2 separate regions of the Homo sapiens genome follow, and region 2 is linked to region 1. A link is a contact called in ENCODE Hi-C or POLR2A ChIA-PET data. All regions are on one chromosome and are shown on one strand. The core of a region is the stretch at or near the end of the contact, and the rest is flanking DNA. Distances in the headings are between cores, read along the strand shown.

The links. A loop is a pair of places that touch in the nucleus more often than their neighbours do. ChIA-PET counts read pairs that join two places held with the same protein, here RNA polymerase II (POLR2A). Pooled maps may share reads with other maps.
Region 2: a pooled map shows a loop between it and region 1 (2.5-fold over the local background). The contact joins the promoter of DKK1 here to the enhancer-like site in region 1. A Hi-C loop is called at or near these places in 1 of 168 maps with a recorded cell type or tissue (HepG2) and 2 of 50 pooled maps. POLR2A ChIA-PET finds 5 or more read pairs at or near these places in 2 of 52 experiments (MCF 10A and PC-3).

The regions. Positions count from the first base shown.
Region 1 is chr10:52,211,674-52,219,144 of GRCh38, reverse strand. All of the region lies in intron 9 of PRKG1 (protein kinase cGMP-dependent 1), which reads right to left. The region is part of intron 1 of LOC124902425 (a long non-coding RNA gene); the gene reads left to right. Among named protein-coding and RNA genes, the nearest start is that of PRKG1-AS1, 99 kb to the left of the region's middle. RefSeq lists a silencer at 5,382-5,676 and an enhancer at 5,304-5,805. Within about 2 kb of position 2,129, at least 6 of the 41 ENCODE cell types and tissues checked have a DNase peak (open chromatin) inside an H3K27ac peak, as active enhancers do; they include PC-3, where a contact is called at or near this core.
Region 2 is chr10:52,309,513-52,316,470 of GRCh38, reverse strand. It overlaps DKK1 (dickkopf Wnt signaling pathway inhibitor 1), which reads right to left and starts at 2,190. Exons shown (of 4, transcript NM_012242.4): 1 at 1,794-2,190; 2 at 1,386-1,548; 3 at 36-176. The coding sequence starts at 2,036. It overlaps PRKG1-AS1 (PRKG1 antisense RNA 1), which reads left to right and starts at 2,343. Exons shown (of 6, transcript NR_038277.1): 1 at 2,343-2,837; 2 at 2,986-3,073; 3 at 6,934-6,958.

The DNA of each region.
Region 1 (7,471 bases), core at 880-3,379:
CCCACTTACATCTAGTGTGAACATAGGAAAAAAGTATTCCTTACAGAAGTGCTCACCATGAAAACAAAAAAGTCCCACAAGGGAATGTACTTCTTTCTTTGTTTTTCCTTTTTAAATTGTGTTTCATTTTTAAATAAATATGCTATCATTTGCCTTTTATCTTCAGCTTATCTAACTACTGTTGAATTTAGCTTTGGTTCAACACAGAAACTGGTCATAATATTCTCTTATATTTTGTTTCAGAAAAATTATTAACATTATATTATGGTTAAACAGTTTAGTTTAAAATATTAATTAATGAAGATAAGACTCATAAACACTAATTTCATTTCATGGGAGGCCCTGAAAACATTAATGGCTCTTTTGCTCATCAAACACTTTGAAGGTATCAAAAGGGAAATTTACCTTGAAAAAGTATCCTAATCCCTATAAATTTTTAATTTAAGAATCCAGAATAAACACTGATTTTTGCAACACAATTTTCTAAAGTAATGAGTGTAGAATTTATATAATTTTTAAAAGTCTAAATTGTTTAGAAGTTAAGACTTCTATTCAGGTTGGAGAATACTGCCTTGGCTGTTGTGAACCAAAATTTTGTATTGCGACTATTCATACAGTTGGGTAAGTTTATGTTGAATCAAAAAGAAATTGGGTCATACTTGATAAGGTTTTAAAATATCTTTTTTAACCAGAAGCCTAAAAACATTTAATAATTTCTGCTTGTCCCTTCTGTTGTCATCTAATTGCTTTTTATGAGAATTTCTTGGATTCTGTCTCTCTATATGGCCTTGTGCTTGCTACCTCAATGCCAGGCAAAAGAGCAGCCCCTTTGATGGATGTCAGCTGTTAAGACGCCTTAGTTCATTCTGTTTTTACCCACTCCCCCAAAACCAAAAAAAAAACTGTAACCTATTTTTCTTTTTTTTTTTTTTTTGAGATGGAGTCTCGCTTTGTCACCCAGGCTAGCGTGCAGTGGGTGATCTAGGCTCACTGTAACCTCTGCCTCCCAGGTTCAGGTGATTTTCCTGCCTCAGCCTCCTGAGTAGCTGGGATTACAGACGTGTGCCACCACGCCCAGCTAATTTTTGTATTTTTAGTAGAGACAGGGTTTCACCATGTTGGTCAGGCTGGTCTTGAACTCCTGACCTTGTGAACCACCTGCCTCGGCCTCCCAAAGTGCTGAGATTACAGGTGTGAGCCACGGCTCCCAGCTGTAAGCTATTTTTCTAAACCATTAATTTCCTAAGAGAAGCCATTGGAATGAGAGATAAAATAGGAGTTTCATTTATTATGCAAATTATAAGTAGAGAGTAACGGAGGAAGGAAAAGAAAGGCTAGCCACAGTGTCATTATTAAAATATCCTTTGTGATGATGTCTATACTACCAACAGGGCTGAGGTCTGATTTATCTCCCAGCTAGTACATTTGCATCAGTTGCCCAAGCCACCAATGAAACTTGTTTCCATTGTCTCCTATCCAGTAGGAGACAGCACATTTGTCAACCCATTGTATATTGTTTAATCCTTGCTATTTGAGTAACTGTAAACCTGGGTTAATGCTTGCTTGTAGTTTCTATTATTCCATATTGAATAATTAAATCTAAATCTCTCTATGTACCATTTGAAGACAGGGTGAAAATATTGTTTGACGGTAGGGTGTACTAAAATTAGAGTGATGTGGTTTGCTTTAGTTCCTAGACTATGAGATTCATTTGACACTAATCTAAAAAAGAGAGAACTCTACTTATACATATATAAGTGTGTGTGTGTGTATATGTGTATATATATATATAGATAGATAGATATATAAATGTGTACGTGTGTGTGTATATGTATATTTACCCCGCACATCTCTCAGGATAACTCTAGCCTCTCCCAGGATATGTACTTATTCCTCCCCAATTAAAAATAAACACAACAAAAGGAAGTAGGATAAACTTACTCCTTAGTAGGCTTACAACTAAGAGGTGGAAGGAGGCAAGGTCAGAAGAGCCTTGGGTGCTATTTTGGAAGAAAGGGAAACAGGGCCTACTTAACCACCCTTCCATGACCTGTGGTTTGAGAAACACAGCTCTGAACAGTTCCCACACAACAGCTGTTTTTCCGCATCACCATCAGACAGGAAGTGGAATGGCACATAGAATGCAATTTATAGGATCTGTTCTCTCAGAAAGTGAAACAGGATCTCCAGGCTATTAAATTCACGGTGGTGCAGGAGCTGAACTCACTTATTAAACAGAATTGTCTGCCTAGTAAAAGAAAGCTTCCATTTGTGAAAAACTAAAAAGTTTTCAGAAGTATTATGCAAATAGTTAAGCAGTCACTGGGTTTAAACAAAACTTATTTTTAAAATTTAGAGACATTTTGATCCATTTAATTCTCAGAAAAAGATAACAAACTGATCTTAAAAAACCGCACCAAAACCTATGACTGTATAAAAACCAAAGGCTCTATTCCCTCTAGGACCATGCAAGAAATGGCATCAGAAATTCCAGCCACATTTAAAATAGGAATCAAAATCTATCTACAATGCTCTGCAGACCTGGCTGTATTAACTGCATCTAATTCTGGGGCTAAGCTAATACTAAAAGGTAAAGATGAGAAAATAGGTAATGTCCATTTTAATAAACAGGTATTTTTCTATTTTGGATGTTCCATCTAACTCTGACTATTCAATTAAAGTCTTATTGTCAAAACTCTTTGCTCTGCCAGTGTGATTTGATTTTGAGTCTCTTGCAAAATCCATGTGCAATTATTTCCCTGGCATTCCGGTAGCTATCTGCTGGTTTCCCAAAAGATCCCCAGCCCAGGAGCCTGTTGACTGAAGTGATACCTCTCCCAGAGTGAGAAGCTTAGTGTCACTTGTGTTCCATGCATAATTTTTTTGATTGAAATGAAAATTTAAGCTTCCATGCTGTGCTTGGCAATCCTTGTTTAAGAAGTGTCTAAGAAGAGTATATTCAAGAATGATCAAAAGAACCATCTGTAGTCCAAACCAATAGCTCCTTTGCATTCTTGGAAGCAGTCTGAAGAATCTCCCAAGTCTGCTAGCTCTCTTCTTACTTCAGTAAATTTATGAGAAAGTAATAGCCTCAGGGTCTCTGGGTGTACAGTTTGCTTGTTTCCTTTGCCATTGTCTCCTTAGCCACTTTATGTTTCTTGAACAATTCTATGAGGATGAGTATATTCTCCAGATGGCCACTGGAGGGCACAAAAGTACAATGTTTGCCTTCAAGTTAGGCCTTTGTGGTTTTGTTCTTCATGTGAAACATAATCTATGCTTAAGATATTCAATTAGATATGACATTTTCACTTTTAGAGCACAACTAGTAAATATCTACCTTATCATCTACCTCTTGTCAGTTATATTCTGAATGAGATCAAAACCAAAAGTTATGTTTCTAACATTACTATTATAAAAATGTATATTAATATATTTTCATTCCTTTCACCTTTCATATTTTAAAGTTATCCATCCAAATTCATGATTTGAAATTTTCACAAGGAAATTGTTTCACTTTGAAACATGTATGAATGTATGAATACCACCAAAGTGTATTCAGACATCTTCCCATGGGGAAAAGAGAAAATATTGAGGTGATATTGAAAAGTACACTGACCTGAGATGCACAAAAGAAAATACTTTTATTTTCTTGTTGCTTTAACTATCTAAATGCCTGTATATCTCGCTTTATAGCATAGAATGCTTATAGCAAGTCAGCTTCAAAATATACTTTTTTTTTTTTTTTTTGAGATGGAGTTTTGCTCTTGTCGCCCAGGCTGGAGTGCAATGGCCTGATCTTGACTCACTGCAACCTCCACCTTCCAGGTTCAAGAAATTCACCTGCCTCAGCCTCCCAAGTAGCTGGGATTACAGGTGCCCACCACCATGCCCGGCTAATTTTTGTATTTTAGTAGAGATGGGGTTTCACCACATTGGCCAGGCTGGTCTCAAACTCCTGACCTCAGGTGATCTGCCTGCCTCCACCTCCCAAAGTGTAGGGATTACAGGCATGAGCCACCATGCCTGGCCCAAAATAGACTTTGTATTTAGAATAATACATCTCTCCAAAATGGCATCTTCATGCTGGCATTTTTTTTTTTTTTTGAAAAAACTTTTATCATTATTTTAACATAAAAAATCATGTGAATTATTGCAGAAACTCTTAAAATGCATATTAAAGTTACATAATAAATAACCGTGACAATATTCAAAATGACCCACAAATTATAAAACCGGCCTACTGCTTTCATAGCAGAAACTGTTCCCTCAGTGAAAGGCCTCCTGATTGGTTACCTGCTCCATATCTTCTTCCTATTGTCTCTAGATTTAACTTTCCAAAGCACATAGTCATGTTAGCTGGGCTTTCCTCATTACATTTGTATCAAGTTGGAATTCCTTTGGGGGGCATTAATGGAACTTCGCTGTGTAATCTTTATCTGGCCTCTTTCTTCACAGCCACTCCTTTCAAACTTCATGCTCTAGTCTCATAGGGCTATTAAAGAATCCTTAAATGGTTTGTTTGTGAAGCCATAGCTACTATTTCTTTAGAAAATAAAAATAATTTCCAAGAGTAATTGTACTTACTGCATGCTAGCTACTACACAAAGTGCTATACATACATACTCTCAATCTCGCTCCAAAGTCTGAGATGTGTTTATCTATGACCTCCATCTTATAGGTAAGGAAATTGAATGTTAGTGCGGTGATGATTCCTTAGATGTCACTGTATGTGTGATATCAAAGTTTGTGCATCTAAATGACACCAGCATACTGTTCTCTGTTTGCATATTTTCATGCTGCTGTGGATTTTGGGCTAAATGAGAACAGTGAGAGATGTGCACCCAAGTTATATCCTGGTGGGTAATCTGAAATCTTATTACTTTCTTTTCTTCCAAGCAGAACCCTTACTTCCTCTATGCTACTGTTGCACTTTTGGGTGTCAGCAAGTTGGATACTTATGTATTCACACTCCTTTGTAGAGTAGGGGATCCTAGAGTTTGGGGAGGGTGTATATTCATCTCAGTGTCTTAATAACCCAGGAGAATGGCTGACATATTGGATGGGATCTGTAAATGAGGACTCTCCCATTTGCCAGACTGTGAAAAAAGTAGGCTTATTCCACATCGTAAATGCTCATCAAATTTTGAAACATATACATTTTATTTTCTAAAAAGGTATTTCTTGTAGATGTATTAAATGTATGTTTGGTTTTCCTTTTAAGATTTCTAGGCAGTGTTATTTGTAAATATCAAGGATGTGTTACGTTAGTATTATTTATAAGTTATTTATAATGGAGGCACTTAACATTTACATTTACATAGAGGTAGAATACAAAGTGAATTTCAAAAGACAGCTACCTAAAGGATTTGTCTCTGCTCTGTGGTTGGTGTGTTCTTTCACAGTAGCCACTGCCTCTCTTCCAGTCTCTCCCACTGCTGAGTCAGAGTCCTGCTCCATCTCTGTAGTGACTATCCCATTCCTGGAAGCCGGATGGCTCTACTAAGCTACTTAGTTGAACCCAGCTTCCTGCTCCCAATCCCCACAAGTCCAGTGAGATAAATGGCTCTTTTTTCCCTAATGAGCAACAAAGCACATCCTATGTCCCTGTCTGAACTGGTTCCAGCTAGGATTTCATGAATGCATTGCTGCTATGTTAAAATGGACTCTTCCTTATGTTGGTCACCAAGACTTTTTCCTTGAGCTTCACTAAAAAGAAGCTAAGATTTGCATTGAGTCTGCATGTTAGGACATAGTGTCATAAATAAGGTATGACGTTTCCATGACGAGTCTTAAATAAACCCATAACAAATTTTTTACCAAACAGATTCAGGTGAGATGTTTCCTGATTTTCTTCACATTTGAACACATTTGTTGCCAACTCAGTTTGTAAAGCTATCAAAAGTCAACTGAACTTCTTTTTTTCATTTTTTCCTGTTTTGTAAGAGTTTTATTTTTATTTTTATTTTTTTTATTATACTTTTAAGTTTTAAGGCCAGGACTAAACTTCTATTTCTTTGTGTCATAACATAGTGACTGACTTATATTCAGAGCCGAATTAATATATAACTACTTGAAAGTTTATTTGCTTTAAGTGCAAAAGTCAATTTCTTAGTGTGTAAACATTCATGTACGCAGTGGTTATCAGGACCACTGATATAAAGCACTTTGAGAGTTGCTGAACTTTCCCATGTATATCTAACTTGTTATGACAAAATCACTCTATGTTGAAATTCCTGTTCAATTTTCTTTTAGTGTTTTCACTGAAGGTAAATTTGACTTTTTAATAGGAAAAAGCTACAATCCCTTTGCGAAAAACAATATCTAACAGAAACCAAATCGAAACTTGGTTTTATTCCATAATCCAGTTAAAGCATAATAAAAAATGAAGCCAAAACGTGGATTGAGGTTACTGAAAAGATTTCTGTTGGAGAGAAAATGATCTATGGGTTTCATGCAATCAGAAAGATAATTCTGCCTTGTAACTAGTATTTCTCTTTTTTTTTAATCTCTCTCTCTCTCTCTCCCCTACACCACCCCTCTCCCCCCAACAGCCATATGGATGAAAAGATAGAAAAGCTACAGTATATGAGATGAGAAAGTATATGTTATCTTTTTAATTCTCTCTTTTTTAAAAAATCAAGGAACAGGGAAGAAAAATTCTCTTCTTGGAGGTGTTAAAGTTTGTGATGGTAGTTACATTAACAGTTTAGGAGGCAAGTGAATTACCAGTGTTAAATTAAGGTTAGCCTAAAGCTGCCTCCTTTCCTATTTTAAGTTCACCCTAAAGGTTTCTCCATACAGTGAACTGTAACCTAATGAGGTGTAAACAGACTGTAACCTACTTTTCTATCAGTCAGAGCGCTTAGGCCAATCACTGGTGGCCGATTGCTCAAACCTTCTCTGACTAAAGCAGATGCTGAGCTGTAACCAATCCAGCTGTTTCTGTACCTCACTACTGTTTTTTTGTACTTCATTTTCCTTTTTCAGTCCATAAATGTTATCCGACCATGTGGCAGCCCCAGAGTTGCTCTGAATTTATTCTAGTTCTGGGGGGTGCCCGATTTGCAAGTCTTTCTTGGCTCAATTAAATTCTGTTAAATTTGTCTAAAGTTTTTCTTTTAACAACAGTAATAAAAATGTTTTAACACCTAATAAAAAAGTTAATTTGCATTAAAACACACTACCAATGTTCAGGTAAGTGGTATTGAATTCATGTAACTTTAGAAATATAAGATTTATAGAAATCTTTTCATACAAGTTTTTTTTCTATTTTTTTTAAGTATAGAAACTGAATCTGGAGGGGTAGAATTGCCACAGATCACACAGTTATTAGCAGATCATTTAAGTGCATTCATATCTTCCACTTTCCGTAGTAACATTCATCACCCCCGTTACTTTACTAACCAATTATTGAATTACTTTTCTTTTTTTTTTTTTTTTTTACCAGGATAGGTATTTGTGTATTTTT
Region 2 (6,958 bases), core at 941-3,440, 97 kb before region 1:
TCTGATGTGCTAAGAATGAGTCTTAACATCCTTACCTTTGGTGTGATACATTTTTGAAGACAAGGTGGTTCTTCTGGAATACCCATCCAAGGTGCTATGATCATTACCAAAGCTTTCAGTGATGGTTTCCTCAATTTCTCCTCGGAAATGATTTTGATCAGAAGACACACATATTCCTAAGGAAGCAGGAAATAGTGATTAACTTCAGGGTTGTAATGCATTACTGCTAACAGCTGTGACAGTGGCAGTCTGTTATGCCAGCATCAACTTGAGATACTTCATTGCAGTGACATCATTTTAAACACAAGCCAAACTTCCTCTTTACTGTTAATGCAAAACTCTCCAGATGGACAGAAGCACCAATGTGTATACTGTATACAGTCAGTCATAGGTAATATCCCCAGTATAGCCATTTAAAATACTTTCCCACCAACTGTGGTAGGGGCAAGTGAGATTTCTGCCCATTTTAATATTACCTTTGGGGTAAGAAAAAGAAACTCAGTCACTTTAAAAATGTTCTTAAAAATAACTTCTCTGCCCCTGGTGCTATATGGGTCCTACCAGACTAAGTTAAGCAAATGCAATTCCAGCTGCCTGGAACATTGCAATCTCACCGGCCAGTTACTTTACTGTGTAATTTCTATATTACAGAGATTTACTTAGTTCATCCTGGAGTACTGCTGGGTCCTAAGGAGGGTCGTCGCCCTGTTAGCTTATTTCTGGAGACCTCTTTAGCTGTCTAAATCCACCTTTTGAAAAATTAAAAGTTAGTGGATCTGTGGTTGGGGGGAGGAGTACTTATATTAAGGCAGCAGAGGGTAGAGGGAGGGGGAAGGATGGAGAAGTCAAGTTGTGAGGGTACCAAGATCTCTCTTAAAAATGGCCAATGCAGATAAATCAGTCCTCTGGCTGACAACAGTTTCAGCAAAAATCAGAAGGCGAGGCCAGTCTGGCAAAACTGTGAGAATCACAATAAGAAAAATGAAAAGGACAGCTGAACGCCAAAGCTGGTTTCTTTGATATCTGTATGATCCCATCGTCCTCCTCATCATCCCCCTTCTCAATTGACCTCAAGGTTCTCCCCAGACAAATTTTTATGGAAGAGTCCACTACGAGGTGAACCGTTGTATTGAATCATTGAGGGACACGGAGGAAGATAAGGACCTCAGAGACCTCCCAACTTCTCTCTTCTTCCCGATTAAACACTTGCAATGAAGATACTTCAGCGGAATCCTGCATGCTGAACACCCATTTGCAGGTGGCGCCGCAGTGTTCTCAGGGCGGAGATTTCTCCCCCCACCCCCCCCAACCCCCCGCCCCCGCCCAATTCATAGACGCTCAAAGGCTGGACAGTTTTAGTGTGAAAGGGAGCTTTCAGGACTCACCATTTTTGCAGTAATTCCCGGGGCAGCACATAGCGTGACGCATGCAGCGTTTTCGGCGCTTCCTGCAGGCGAGACAGATTTGCACGCCTGCGTCCCCTCCGCGGGTGGGACTAGCGCAGTACTCATCAGTGCCGCACTCCTCGTCCTCTGCGCACGGGTACGGCTGTGGGAAGGGTTCGGGGAGAGGGTGAGGCACCCAGACGTCCAGGTACCCGCCCTCTTGGACCCGGGCGCTGATCACAGTCCTTATCTGTCCACCTCTCCAAAACCTGTTACTGCCCACTGCTCCCAAATGCAGGGTTACCAAATGCTCCCTGAACCGCACACATTCAGCACGTTCTACTCCCTCGTCTCCAGATAGGACCCTTTCAAGGTCAGAGCATCCTCTGAGTGCCCGACCCCTCTCACCTGGTAGTTGTCAATGGTCTGGTACTTATTCCCGCCCGGGTACAGGATTCCCGGCGCGGCGCTGACTGCAGAGCCTGGGTGCCCCGCAGCGCCGCCCAGCGGTGGGGGCAGGTTCTTGATAGCGTTGGAATTGAGAACCGAGTTCAAGGTGGCGCTCACTCCCAGCAGAGGGTGGCCGCCGAGAGCCGCCGCTACCATCGCGACAAAGACCCGGGTAGCTCCCGCTGCGCCCAGAGCCATCATCTCAGAAGGACTCAAGAGGGAGAAAGAAAGAGAAAATGACCGTCACTTTGCAAGCCTGGGTCCCCACGAAACCGTGCCGGTTCGGCTGCAGAGTCAGGGTCCGGGAGCCCCCTGCGGTCCCAGAGTCCTGACTGCAGGGAGCACAGAGCTCTGCGCCGCCACCGCCACCGCGGCTGCCTTTATACCGCGGGCCCGGAGCATTCCGGCCCCTTGGGAGGGAGACAACAAAGCCGGGATGGGATTTCAAAGCGCTGGGAGGGGCTGGGAGGGGGTGTGTTTGTGTACATGAAGGGGGGCCTTTGACACTCTTCACCCCGCCCCTCCCTTGCTTAGTCGCTCGGCTGGCCCGGCTCACCTTCGGGGTGAAGGCTACCAGCGAGCGTTATAGCAGACGACTTTAATAAATGCAGGCGGCAGCAGGAACTCTGGGAACTTGGGTGCCCTTGCCTGGCAGTAAGGGTTGAATTATCCGGATCTGAAATACTTTACAGAGCCGAGGGGTGATAGGCTCTGCAAAAGCACTTTTTGCCCCTCTCCTTTATGCCAATACTCGCTGACTGTGCACACAAGTCATATTCAGTATTAAATACAAACCGGTCTGTAATTCAATGGCTCTAGCAAGACGCCTCTGAGAGGGCCAGGTGGCGGGTGCAAGTTGCTCATTAACCCTTTAGAGTCGCAGTTTGCAGATCTGAGTTAGATCCCCGGCTTTGAGGTCCTTCAGTTGCCCTCCTCCCCCACCTCCCCCCGCCACTGCGAGAAAAATGTGCAAAGAGAAGGAAATTTGCACATCAAACGAGGGTAAGAAGGAAGAAGAGCTAATTCTCTTTTGATGGGAAGTTTAGAGAGGGAGGCGAGAGACTGGCGTTTAGAAATTAGATCAGGGGTGGAGGGAAGAGGGAAATGACCATCCGATAATCAAACCATTTAATGTTGTTCTTTGAATCAGGGCAATCGCGGCGGTAGATGAACTTGATTAGGCAGACGCGTGAGATCAAAGTGGCCGGGACCAAAGCGGACAGGGTCCAACGTGCCAGGTCAGTCGCCTTTCCCCGGTTCTCCCTTCTCAGTGGTGGGCTAATGTGGAGAAATAAGAAACCCTTAGGGCTTAGCGCCTGACTTCCTCATTAGTATATCACATCGCAACGCTTCCGAATGCAGGGTTTGCTCCCAAGTCTTACCTTGCACGGGACCACGCAATACCCTTTCTAGGGAGAAAAGAAACAACCTTGAGGAGAAGAAGAGCTGAAAGTGAATTAGAAAGTGAATTTGACGTCATTGAAATTGGTGTGTGGATATAATAAAGTAAGGCTGGTGTATAAGAATGATGTCATGCTTATAAATGGGAAATGATCTATTTAATTCAACAAAAACTTATTGGAAGCCTAGAGCCCTGGCATTGGGCTGCCCTCTGGGTTGTTACCTTATTTTTATTTTTTAAATTTTTTGGTGAGATGGGTGGTGGGGGGAGGGGCACAGTGAATACAAATATTTATGAGACACAGCTCTCATTTTAAATAATAAAGTTCTCTTTATTCTAATTACAGTAATAATAAAAGATGTAGTAACAATAAAATTATAGCAATAAATATAAAAGCATACATAATTCTTTTAAAAACAGGTTGATATTATAAGTGTCAGAAAATAAGCAACTGTTTTGTGAGTTTGGAAAAGGGAGAGATGATTGAATAATCACTATTGAATTAAAAAAGAGTAAGATATATTTATTTTGTCTTCCTCTAAGCTGTATAGATTTAGGCTGTCTATAATGACTCCACATGCTGACCTACTATAGTCAGAACTGGGGCCACCACCAAGTAAAGCCAGTGACAATCTTAAAGTAAAAAAATCCTAAAGTTTACTGGGAGAAGGAGTAATTAAAACACAATTTACTATGGTCTGTGTTCTAGTTCCTTCAGTTTCAAAGGTAATATTAAGAAGATCATCTAAACAATTCTTGAATGGTACCCTAGTTATATTAGTGTCCTTCCCATCCCAAATTCCATCTGTCCAGGAAATTATCCTGTCAGGAATCAATGCGTTAAGCACCTTCAGTGTACTAGGAAATCTGCAAGCTGTGTTAAGTTTGAATGACTTTGAAACGTAGAGAAAAATCCGCCTGCCAATCAGAAGGTTGAAAATGTTTCTTTTTAGTCCTATTAACCTGTTTAAATATTTTGAATCTAGAAATATATTTGTGCCACACTAAAGGCCAATCTCTTGCCTTTTTTTCTGAAGAGATAGTATATGATTAATACATTTAATGAACTTGGTTCATTAAAAGCTTGGCTTCACAAAAAAAATCCATTGCCTGGGGCAAAAGAAGAGAAAGTGGAACAATTTAATCAACAAAAGGAAAATTCTGTTATAACAAAGAAGCTTGTTGCATAAATTCAACCTTGATCTCTGAACACATATCATTTGTCTATTATGTTTCAATATTCACTGAGTCTGGACAGAATCTGTGGTATTGAGCTAGGAGAGCTAAACCAAGCATAGAGTTTCAAGAATGGGCTAGCTTCTACCTCCTTCCTCAGCTTTCACATTGCTCCTGAAGTTGTCATGAGTTTAAAACTAATAATGAGTTGGTCAATATCTGAGTTCCTACTTTGTGCTAAGCATTATACATGATATTGTGTGATAAAAGATGAGTTCACATATAATCTACCTTCAAATCATTTAGTGGGCAGAGGAGAGGTAACCTCACAAATTATTCAGGGGAGAAATTACATGGGTGGTCCTCAGAGAGGGCTAAGTACATAGCAAATCAAACCTTTGTTCCAAATGAGGAAATTTATTTTTTCAGTACTTTTTCTCCATTTGAAAATCCTTTCCAGGATGTGGTTTGTTCATTGGCAACAAGAGTGCAAGGTAGATAAAGAGGTATAGTAAAACTCATTGTTCCATCAGCAGCCAGTTAATATTCGGTGAGTATCCATTATTGGGAGCATATCTCACAATATGAAAGGCAGGCTTCTTGTCCTCAGCTTTCAGTCTGTGACTAGTTGGGGAAATACAACATACTTACATGGGGCTGGGGGTAAAAATTTTTCCAACATCGATTATATTTTGGCAGATACTAGGTCATGGAGAGCAAGAAAAATGTGCAGGAACTGTGACCAACATGTCTTAGGAAGGAGAGAGGGTTCTGGTGATTGTCTGAGTCTCTCTTACAGCTGGGTGACAGAGGAGGTGGGAGCCAGAGTAGATGAATTTAGTTTATTAAACTGAGTTTATTTAGTCCTGTAGGGAACCCTGCCTCCTATTCAGTCTGGTATAAATATGATCATAATTAATGTAACAAATTTAATATTTTGTATTATATTTTTGAATAGGTGAAATATGCTTATCAGCGTGGAATTGAACCTCATAACTCGGGAACAGCATGCTAACACATGTCTTCTTTATATTTTAAGTGCTGGATGCCATGCATAGAATATTTCTCAACCTTTTCATCCATGAGGGAGACAGACAAATATACTCCAAAACACTCCATGCTATTCACCAACTATTTTTCCATCTCTATTATTTGTGACTGCTGATTTTTTTTATTTTATATATTTTTATATATTTTTTGAGACAGGATCTCATTCTGTCGCTCAGGCTGGAGCACAGTGGTGCAATCGTGGTTAACTGCAGCCTTGACCTCCCAGGCTCAAGCGGTTCTTCCACCTCACCCCCAAGTAGCTGGGACTACAGCTGCATGCCACCACACCTGGCTAATTTTTAATTTTTTTGTAGAAACAGGGTCTCACTATGTTGCTAGCCAGAGCTGGTCTTAAACTCTTAGGCTCAAGTGATCCTCCCACCTTGGCCTCCCAAAGTGCTGGGATTACAGGAGTGAGACACCGCGCCCAGTCTACTGCTGTATTTTAAATTCCCTTCTTTCCTCTTTTCTTTTTTCTCTCCCTCCTTCCCTTCTTTCCTTCTTTCTCTTCATTAAATCAAAAGAAGCAGATTTGTTGCCATATAATTTTACTTTGCTAGGAAAATACCGCATACATATCATTCCTTACGGTGGGTGTTGCCAACATTTTTGTTAGTGTCAATCTTGAGTATAGCAGGGATTCCTCATTCCTGATGTTTTGTAAAAAATGATATGACTTTCTCATTGACTTTTAAAACAGTTTGGTCTTAATGTTCTTCATGATGTTAAAAGAACTTTTAGACCTGGTCCATGTTATGACTCCCCTGAGAGCTGGATTTTCTGCACTCCCCAGTACAAACAGAGGGCAAGATTTGACCGTGATTACATTTATTTGGGCGGTGGAGATGGCCAGCCCAGATAAATCAGGCTCCGTGGTAGCTTTCTAACCAAGCTCAGAAGATGTGTTTTACTGGAGTAAGACATTAAAAGCTAATCTGAGAGTAGAGGCTGGGTTCCAGCCTCTAAACCCAGTGAAGATAGTGCCTAACCAGATAGATATCTGCCTGCATCCTTTCTGAGGTCCTGACACTCAGAAAGGTCTGTGGTGGTGGGTATAGGGAGTGCAATGTCCTCTTTGAGTCCCCAAAGGATTTAACATCTCCAACCCTAAGGATAGGCCAGTGTCTGCAGAAAGCAAGATGTAGGATCCCATGACACAGTCTCCGCATCTACAGAAAAACAATTTTCTTCCATGTCACTGGGTTCCTATTATTACCTCCTTTATAAGACAGATCTTCTCCCAGGGTATGGCCAAGAAAGGCATCGTGCCAAGGAGTTAAGAGGCTAGGGATGGTACTCTGTATAGGGTGTCAGCCATAATCTGGCTCCTAAATATGGGAAAGCCATTTAACTCTTGGTGTGGTACTGGCTTTTCTTTATAAAATGGGATGCAGGGGAGATGGAGAGGTTCCTTTTCACTACAAAAGTCTCCCTTTCTTTCTCTCTCTCTTTCTTTTCTTTTTCTTTCAGCACTGCCAAGAGAAGGCCTTTTGTA